Regions from separate parts of the Mus musculus genome. Here region 1 is linked to region 2. The links are chromatin contacts, found by Hi-C or POLR2A ChIA-PET in ENCODE. All regions are on one chromosome and are shown on one strand. Each heading gives the region's core, a stretch centred on a gene start or an enhancer-like site at or near the end of the contact. The rest is flanking DNA. Distances are from core to core; before and after follow the strand shown.

What was found. Hi-C counts contacts between places; a loop is a spot of excess contacts on that map. ChIA-PET counts read pairs that join two places held with the same protein, here RNA polymerase II (POLR2A).
Region 1: a map of CH12.LX shows a loop between it and region 2 (4-fold over the local background). The contact joins two enhancer-like sites. A Hi-C loop is called at or near these places in 9 of 37 maps with a recorded cell type or tissue (CH12.LX, CH12F3, Patski and 6 more). POLR2A ChIA-PET finds 5 or more read pairs at or near these places in 2 of 5 experiments (Patski and embryonic stem cell).

What each region holds. Positions count from the first base shown.
Region 1 is chr13:63,311,706-63,315,649 of GRCm38, reverse strand. Fancc (Fanconi anemia, complementation group C) reads left to right here. Exons shown (of 15, transcript NM_007985.3): 15 at 2,847-3,944. The coding sequence ends at 2,984. It also overlaps a transcript of Aopep not described here. Among named protein-coding and RNA genes, the nearest start is that of Mir3074-1, 12 kb to the right of the region's middle. Within about 2 kb of position 1,854, at least 1 of the 3 ENCODE cell types and tissues checked has a DNase peak (open chromatin) inside an H3K27ac peak, as active enhancers do.
Region 2 is chr13:63,044,256-63,048,277 of GRCm38, reverse strand. The region is part of intron 3 of Aopep (aminopeptidase O); the gene reads right to left. Among named protein-coding and RNA genes, the nearest start is that of Gm46422, 48 kb to the left of the region's middle. Within about 2 kb of position 1,478, at least 1 of the 3 ENCODE cell types and tissues checked has a DNase peak (open chromatin) inside an H3K27ac peak, as active enhancers do.

The DNA of each region.
Region 1 (3,944 bases), core at 605-3,104, 270 kb before region 2:
TGGCCACATGTGAGTTAGAGGCCAGCCTCAGCTCCATGAAATACTCTCTCAAGAGAAACCAAAAAGGTGAACCATAACATTGCCAACCATAGGAGTTATATTTTCAAATTTTAAAAAATTATTAACTTTATAAAAATATGTATCTTGATGAAGTTCTACATACAAAGTAAAAAATAGAATTCATGCAGCCAGCAACTCTACTCAAGAAGGGGCTGGGCTATTCCCAGAGCCCCACCTGGTGTTGGTCTAAATGTGAACTCTAGGAAGGAAGATCAGGAGGCAGATGTGTCCCTGCCAAGAACCCTCTGTGTCAGAGCTCTGACCTCCTGTGCCTGTCCTGCATTAGGGCTGGCCCAGCATAAGAATATATTCAGAAGCCAGGCGTGGTGGCGCACACCTTTAATCCCAGCACTTGGGAGGCAGAGGCAGGCGGATTTCTGAGTTCGAGGCCAGCCTGGTCTACAAAGTGAGTTCCAGGACAGCCAGGGCTATACAGAGAAACCCTGTCTCAACCCCCCCCCCCAAAAAAAAAGAATATATTCAAAAATCTACTGAGCATGGTCCAGTCCTAAAACACATGCCTTCAACAACATGGTAAAGCAGAACATGGCACTGAGGGACAGTCACCAAGACAAATGTTGCCTCATCATACCTTCATCTGCCATGTTGGGTACAGGGGATGTTGGACAAAATATTGCAAAGTATTATGAGTAGATCCTGACTCAGTAATTCCACCTGAAAGTTCCTCAGTTACACCTTAAAGGTTCTGCATACATAGCGTACACAGTCACAGGTGTGTTAATGAGATTGACTGGGGATCAGTTCACAATGTGGACACAACAGAATTATCAGCAGGAAACATCTCAGCCACATGCCTTGGGCTTACCAGCCACCCAAGTTCTCTGCCAGGCCTGCTGCAGCAGCTCTGCCTGTCAGCTTCTTCCTAGGCGGGAGTCAGCGTGAACAGCTAATGTTACATGGACAGTGGCTTTGTGCGGGTTCTTGGATTTCCTGTAGTGTTGATGTGAAAAAGGACCCTGAGAAAAGCAACAGGGGAGGAGATTTATTCTAGCTCACAGTTACAGGGTTCAGTCTATCAATTGCCTAGAGTACAGAGGAAGCCACACACTGCTTCCTCCAAGGAGTGCTCTATCTAGGCCTGTATCAGACTGCCAGGTGCTGTCCTTGTAGATACTGAAAACTGTCATTAACACACAGCCTTCCTTTTGAGGAGGCTTGCCCCAGGCTTCAGGTAGCTGGGCTTTTGGCCCCCCGCCCAGCCAATGGCGAAAGTTATCTATCTACATGCAGCTTAGCCTTTTGCAAAAAGGCACTTCTGAAAGAGCAGTTGTGGGTGTCACCACCCGAGGACCATGGCCTTAGGGCAGATCATGACTGTAAACGCTGAGCTAGCATAGAGCCACTTCCAAGAATGTAGTCTGGCCTCTCTCGGCAGCAAGCTTTGGAGATCTGGATGGGCACTGGAGTGGGCAGCAGCCCACTTCCTTAGGACCTCCTGCCACCCTAGCACTCCCCAGTGTGAGCCTGGGGGATGGGGGATGTTGGCGGCTGGTTCTCTCATGAGCGGTTCTTTCTGGCTTTAGCTTTCTGAGTTGCCATAGTCCTCAGTAACCACCTGCTCTGGCCTTTTCCTCTCTGCCCGCTTGCCGCCCACATGCTTGCTTCCTCACTGGGGCTAGGCTGGGTGCAGAGCACCAGTTTGTGTCTGGAGCCTGCTCCACCCTGCCTGCCCTCCCTGCACTTTTGTGAGTCTCCTCATCCTCTGTTCCACGTCCTTCCTATCAGGTTGACGGCAGTGTGAGATCAGCTCTGAGGGCTCTGCATTTACTGTGGTTCGACTCTTGCACATACTGCAACAGCCCAGGCCTGGGAAAGATTTGAGGTTAGGCTGTGTAGCGACTGCCTACCTGCCCTTGACTGGGCAGCAGTCTGTGCACACAGGGTCTAGACATACATGAAGTCTTTAAGGTACTTAGGAAGGACAGGGTCTGGGTCTAAGGTCACTAGCGCCATGCATCTGGGTCAGATGCCCAGAGCCTGCAGAAGCTGCCAGGCCATCTCAAGCCCCATTACCTTCAGCAGCATGACTACAGTGTGCAATATTGTGATTGCAGCTCTCCCAATCTGTGTTTCACTTTACTGGTAGTCAGAGATTGGAAGGCCAGGAGTGAAGGGTTGCCTGGGCCATGGGCCAGCAAAAGCTCAAAGTCACAGTCATGGCAAATCTAAGGTCACTGGTCACTCTAGAGAGAAGCCTGGTGAGACAAGAGGAAGCTGAGCTGGGACTAAATCTGCAGGCTCTGTGTGCACAACACACAACCAGTGTGTGTCTTCCTCCACAGTTAGTGTCCTGCACATGTGCAGATCATATACACCAGTCTCAATCTCCCCGTCATCTCAACTGAGGTTCTTGGGAAAAAAAGTACTGATGCCAACAAGCAAAACTGTCCCAAGGCTGATGAAAGTTAAATTACTAACCACCCTGCCTGCTGCCCTGGAAGTGGATAGTCCAGGAATGTAAGCTTAAGGCTGCTCGTGTGAAATCTTTGCAGAGAAAGTCAAGTCACAGATGCTGCCTTGCTCCTCACAGCACATAACCCCAAAGCTGTGACACTGTGCTGGGAAGACCTTGCTGCCTCCACAGTGCTTGTATGTGGCTCTGGGGCCTTGTGGGGGAGGCTGGTCATCAGGAAGGGGCCCCTGCAGATAGGCATGATTTGACATTGACCTTGTAAACAAGGCAGAAGTGACCCGTGCTTTCCCTGAAGCCTTCTGCTGAGTGTAGTGGGCAGTATCCCCACCTTCCCTTTCTTCCCTTCCTGCAGATGGCCCACACGGATGCTGTAATCCATGAGATTATTGGTTTTCTTGACCAGACCTTGTACAGATCACAACATCTTTGTGTTGAAGCCTCGAGAAAACTGGCCAGAGACCTCCTAAAGGAGCTGCAAGCCCAGGTCTAGCAGGTAGTACAGAATGTGGGCACCTGCGGTGAAGCTCCCTCAGTGGATGAGATGCTGTTTCTGAGGCAAGAACAAGTGAGAGTGGTTGAACATATTCGTGCCTTGGCCTGATGGAGTGATGTGTACCACCTCCCACGCTGTACTGCCTGGCCCCGGCGGTCCATGAGTATTATGAAGGGAAGGGCCCAGACTGCCTGTTAGGTTCCAGCCATTCATAAGAGCTAGCACTGGCTGGTGTGCTGACTCTCTTTATCCTTCCCTCTCTAGTGAAGGTGTGGGGGATGCCCAGTAGCAGGAGACATGAGCCCTGTAGTGGATGAGGCTGTACCGTACAGATGAGCACCTGCCTCACCGGTGACTGTCGCTCAGTGAGGCCTTTGTTCCTCAGTGCAGAAATGCTGCAAGGCACCCACTATAGTGGAAGGAATGAGAGGTGGCCAGAGAAGGGTCATTCCTTCCTCCTCCTCTAAACCCCCAAAAGGCAAAACACATCTGCTTCCCTATGTCTAGTAAACAGGATTTGGAAACTGAGAGTGAGTCCTTGTCCTCCTGCACTTGCTGTGGGTGGGGATGACGGGCATGGCTGTTGTTTTCTAGTGAGAATATATACAAGTGAGCAGTGTGTGGGCTGTGACCCTCCTGCACATCTGCTATGAGAACCCTTGCCCCATGTGAAATCAGCTTCAATTCTCACAGTAGGACATTTGATGACTGCACTCAGGCTGTCTAGGGGGGTTGTGGCATAAAGTCATGAAGGCCTGGGTTTTCTCTTGCATCTGCACATCCAGGCTTTGCCGGGCAAACACTGACTGGCAGTGGATTCGTCTTTTACCCACCTGCTGATGGGCTCACAGTGGAGTGGAGCTGGACTTTCTACTTTTTCATTCTGAATAAAAAGTTGTACTTAATTTTATATTCAGACCTTCCTACTCCTACCTATGGAAGCTTCAGGTCACACAA
Region 2 (4,022 bases), core at 229-2,728:
GGTACATCATAGCCTAGAAATGCTAACACCATCACCTGAGGTGCTGCTTCATTCACTGCTTGGAAAACTGTCCTCAGAACAGCTTTGGAGACTCTCTTCATAAGGAGGTAATAAGGTACAAGTGAGGAGAGGCAAAGATGACAAGGAGTCAGCCTCAGCTCGGTGGGTGACAGCCGGATACCAAGGGGATGTGAGTGTGACTTTGTATCTTACACTTGTGAAAATCTTAAATATTTGAGACGGGCATTTTTATAAAATGAAAAAATTAGAAAATCAAAGTCCTGTAGACACATTTTGGTCATATCAATTAGCAATAGTAAACTAATGTGGGTAGTCAAGTCCTGTATACCTGGTATATCACTAAAACTCCAAAGGCAGCAACCATCACACACAGCTATTTCTGCACAGGCAAGAATGCCTGATATTTAAAGAGTTAGTGGCAAAAGGTTGTTGTTAAATTGGCAGAGTCCTTGCCTTGCGTACAGGGAAATTAAATTGGTTAAATCCCATGCACGGCTTAGACAAGATATGGTGGGACACATTTGCAATGTGAGCACCTGGGAGGTAAAGGTAGGACACAAATTCAAGTTCATGATTGACTGCATAGCAAGCTTGAGGCTAGCTTGATCACCATGAGATCTTGTCTTAATTTAAAAAATAACAACAAGAATAAAAATCAATAAACAAAAACCAGTTTAAGGCCAGCCAGATACATGAGATTTTAAAAAGAAATTGTTGTTTTCTCTGAAAATTTAAAAGGGCATACAAAGTTTTCCTACTGGAAGCACTCATGTAACCTTGGAAGCTTTCTGCTGTCGGGTAGACCAACAGAGTGAAGCCCTCAGTGATGTCAGTGTGCTCTTATGTGACATATCATGTTTCTCTTCTCAGATCCAATGTAGTTCCTATCTTAAGACTATTTCTCTAGCCACAATCCCTTCTTCAGAGCTCCCTGCCCAAATTACTCCATATGGCAGTAATGCTTTGGGAAGGTCATTACAAATGCAAGCTGTATAGGAATACGTGCATTTATGAGTATATGATAACCACATTATATAAATATGAACACCACAGGAACATGTGTAAGCACTATGTACACACTGGAAGGAATGCAGGCTCCTCATTTCATTGTTCTTCCCCTCATGGTATCCTTCTCCATCCCCAGGTACTTCAGCAAACCCCAGCATTCTTTCTGTTACAACTGAGACACTGCAATTACATGACCTACTTTATGAGCTTTTGGCCCCTCTGGCAAAGCCTTGTCCACATCAGTCTTCCTCACTATTGTTCGAGGGCTGAAACTGGCATCAGGTGGGCCAATGCCCATCAGCTTTCCCTTACCAGGCCAGACAATGGCTTCACAGGCCAATGCCACCCTACACAGAGGTCTCAGGTCTCTCTCTTTGCAGGAAGTATAGCCCTGGACACAGACGACTAGGAGAGAATAACCTTCAAAGGTAAAAGAGCGCCACCTGCTGAAGCGAGAGGGGCTGTGTAGATTGTGAGCATCCCATGGTTTCAAGGCTTCCCTAAAGGAACACTGGCACCAGTCTACCAGATCTCCTAGATAGACATGACCATAATGAAGATGAGTAGCTCCCCTGAAACACAAAGGACATCAGTGGGCTGAATACCACCTTTCCAGATGGTTGGTCACAAGACAAACATTAATGCCTTGCATGCAAACATTCATGTATGTCTAATCCAAGAAAAATTTTACACCAGTGAGAATGGGCAAATAAAACATGCTGGCAGAAGCACTGTGGTCTGAGAGAGAGAGAAAAAAAAATCCTAACATACTCTGTGTATATACTAAGCAGAGCAAGGAGGCAAGCAAGCTAGTGAACAGCAAATCACAGAATGAAAGCCCTGGAAAGTGTAAGACATCATCTGAGTCCACATGAGCAATAGAAAAGCCAAACACAACCCTCACAATGTGAGGGCAGCTGTCTACTGGAAACAAGGAATACGTTCACTGTGAAGTATACTCTAAGGCACGCCCACCCCACTTCTTCATAGCATCTGCATGCAGTACCGAGGTTCTACTTCCAAAACTAGGACACTCTACCTTGCATTTCCTTTTTGTGGGCAAAGTACTTACTTGATCATAGCCACCCCTAAAGCTTTTTAATTTACTGCCTTCTCACATGGAGAGAATGTGGAGCATTCTCAACACTGCTATTTATTTTGAGCCATCAAAATAGGGTGGGGGAAGCTGGCTTTTTGTCTGGGAGAGTCTTGCTCCTTAGTCATTTTTCCTGGAATTTCCCAGTCATACGGAAGAGAATGTCAGAGAGCTGACATATTGTACAGTCCAGACAGAGAATAGCATTTTGCCCAAAGTGAAATAACGTTTATGCTCTTTACAATTGAAAAATGGGGGGGGGGGGAACCAGACAAAGATCCTAAAAAAAAATCATTAATTTGAGGAGTAGGAATATGCCAAATTAGATTTATAAAAGTAAAGCCAGGGGGCTGGAGTGACAGCTCAGAAGCTAAGAGCACACACTGCTCTTGGAGGTGCCAAGGTTGGTTGCCAGCACCCACATCCAGGGGCTCACAACTACCTAAAACCCCAGCTCCAGAGGATCTGATGCCCTCTTCTGGCCTCTGCTAGCACTACACTCAAGTAAACACAACTTAAAAATAAAATCTTGAAGAAACAAACAAAAATTACTAGAGGAAAGTGATAGCATAGTGATCTTCTTTTTAAACATGTGTGGTAGAAACCAGCAACCATGTTCATAGGGGAAGCTATGAACATGGTATTGCCTCTGTCATTAACTATGTGGTTTTAAATGCCTCTGCCAGGAGCTACTTCCATTTGATTTCATAGACCATATTCAACAGATACATTTCTGAGCCCTATTAAACACAAAGCATAGCAGGTAGAGATGGAGAGACTGGCATAGATCAATGGGTAACATTTCTGCCAAAATGGCTTCATGCTGAGGAAGGTGAGTAGGAGTTAAACAAGTTCATCTGTGGCCTTTCTGGGGAAGAAAAAAAAAAGAATAATGACTACTTAGCTAATAAAATTCTTATGATACTCATTGCCCAACAGCCCCTAACCATTAGCCTTCCTTTAAAGGACCATCAGGAGGAATGATTTCCTCATGGAACACAGACTCAGAGGGCTCTCTTCTAATTTTTGTTTCTTGCTGAATGGCTGCTACCATTTCTCTGATTAGCCCCAGATGGAGGCTGGCTCCCAACTTACTGAGAGCCTTCTCAGTAAGTCAGCTGGTGTCTGGTAAATGTGCTAATAGGGCTGATGAAGTGTCACTGTGATGGGCAGGGATGAGCTAGGCTGGGCAGGGTTGTATTGCTCATGCTTCTAGAGGTTGTATAGAGCAGAGTCAGGGACCCAGAAAGCAGGCCTACAGGGAACATCATCTCCTACCATCTACCACACACTCCTCTTGTCTGAAGTCCACAGACACAGCTGTGAATGATGCCCACACTCCATAACAACCACTCAAGTCCCATCCATGGGCTTTAGCAATATGGTTCCCTGCGTGTCTTTTGATAAACTCCAGCTCTGGGGAGAGTTCTTTCTCCTTTTCTACCTCCACTGGTCCTCGGGTTGGGCTAGTAAATGTTTTGTTATACAGGCTGGGGTGTTAGAAGTGTGAACATCAAACTTCAGTGAGCGTCTCTTTATGAAAACTTTGCCCTTACCTGGAATTCTAAAGAAGAGAAAAGGCTCACAAATGTTCCTGAAAGTGTGAACATTGTCTGTGAAAATGTTAAGTTTAATAATTTCTCAGGATTTTGTGGGGGGCTGGGTCTCACTGTACAGTCTAGCCTGACCTCAAACTCTTGTTCCTCCTACCCCAGCCTCCCAATTATTCTTAACTGTTAATGATAATCTTTAAATATACAGACTGAGAAAAGACAAATGGGGTAGAAATCAGGAAACATTTTTGGTAAAGGAGTAGAGAAAAGGTTCTGGTCCTGTGAGCCTTCCTTGCAAACACTCACCTGTGCTTGGAAGAGGCCCCAGGCAGCAGTTAAAACCC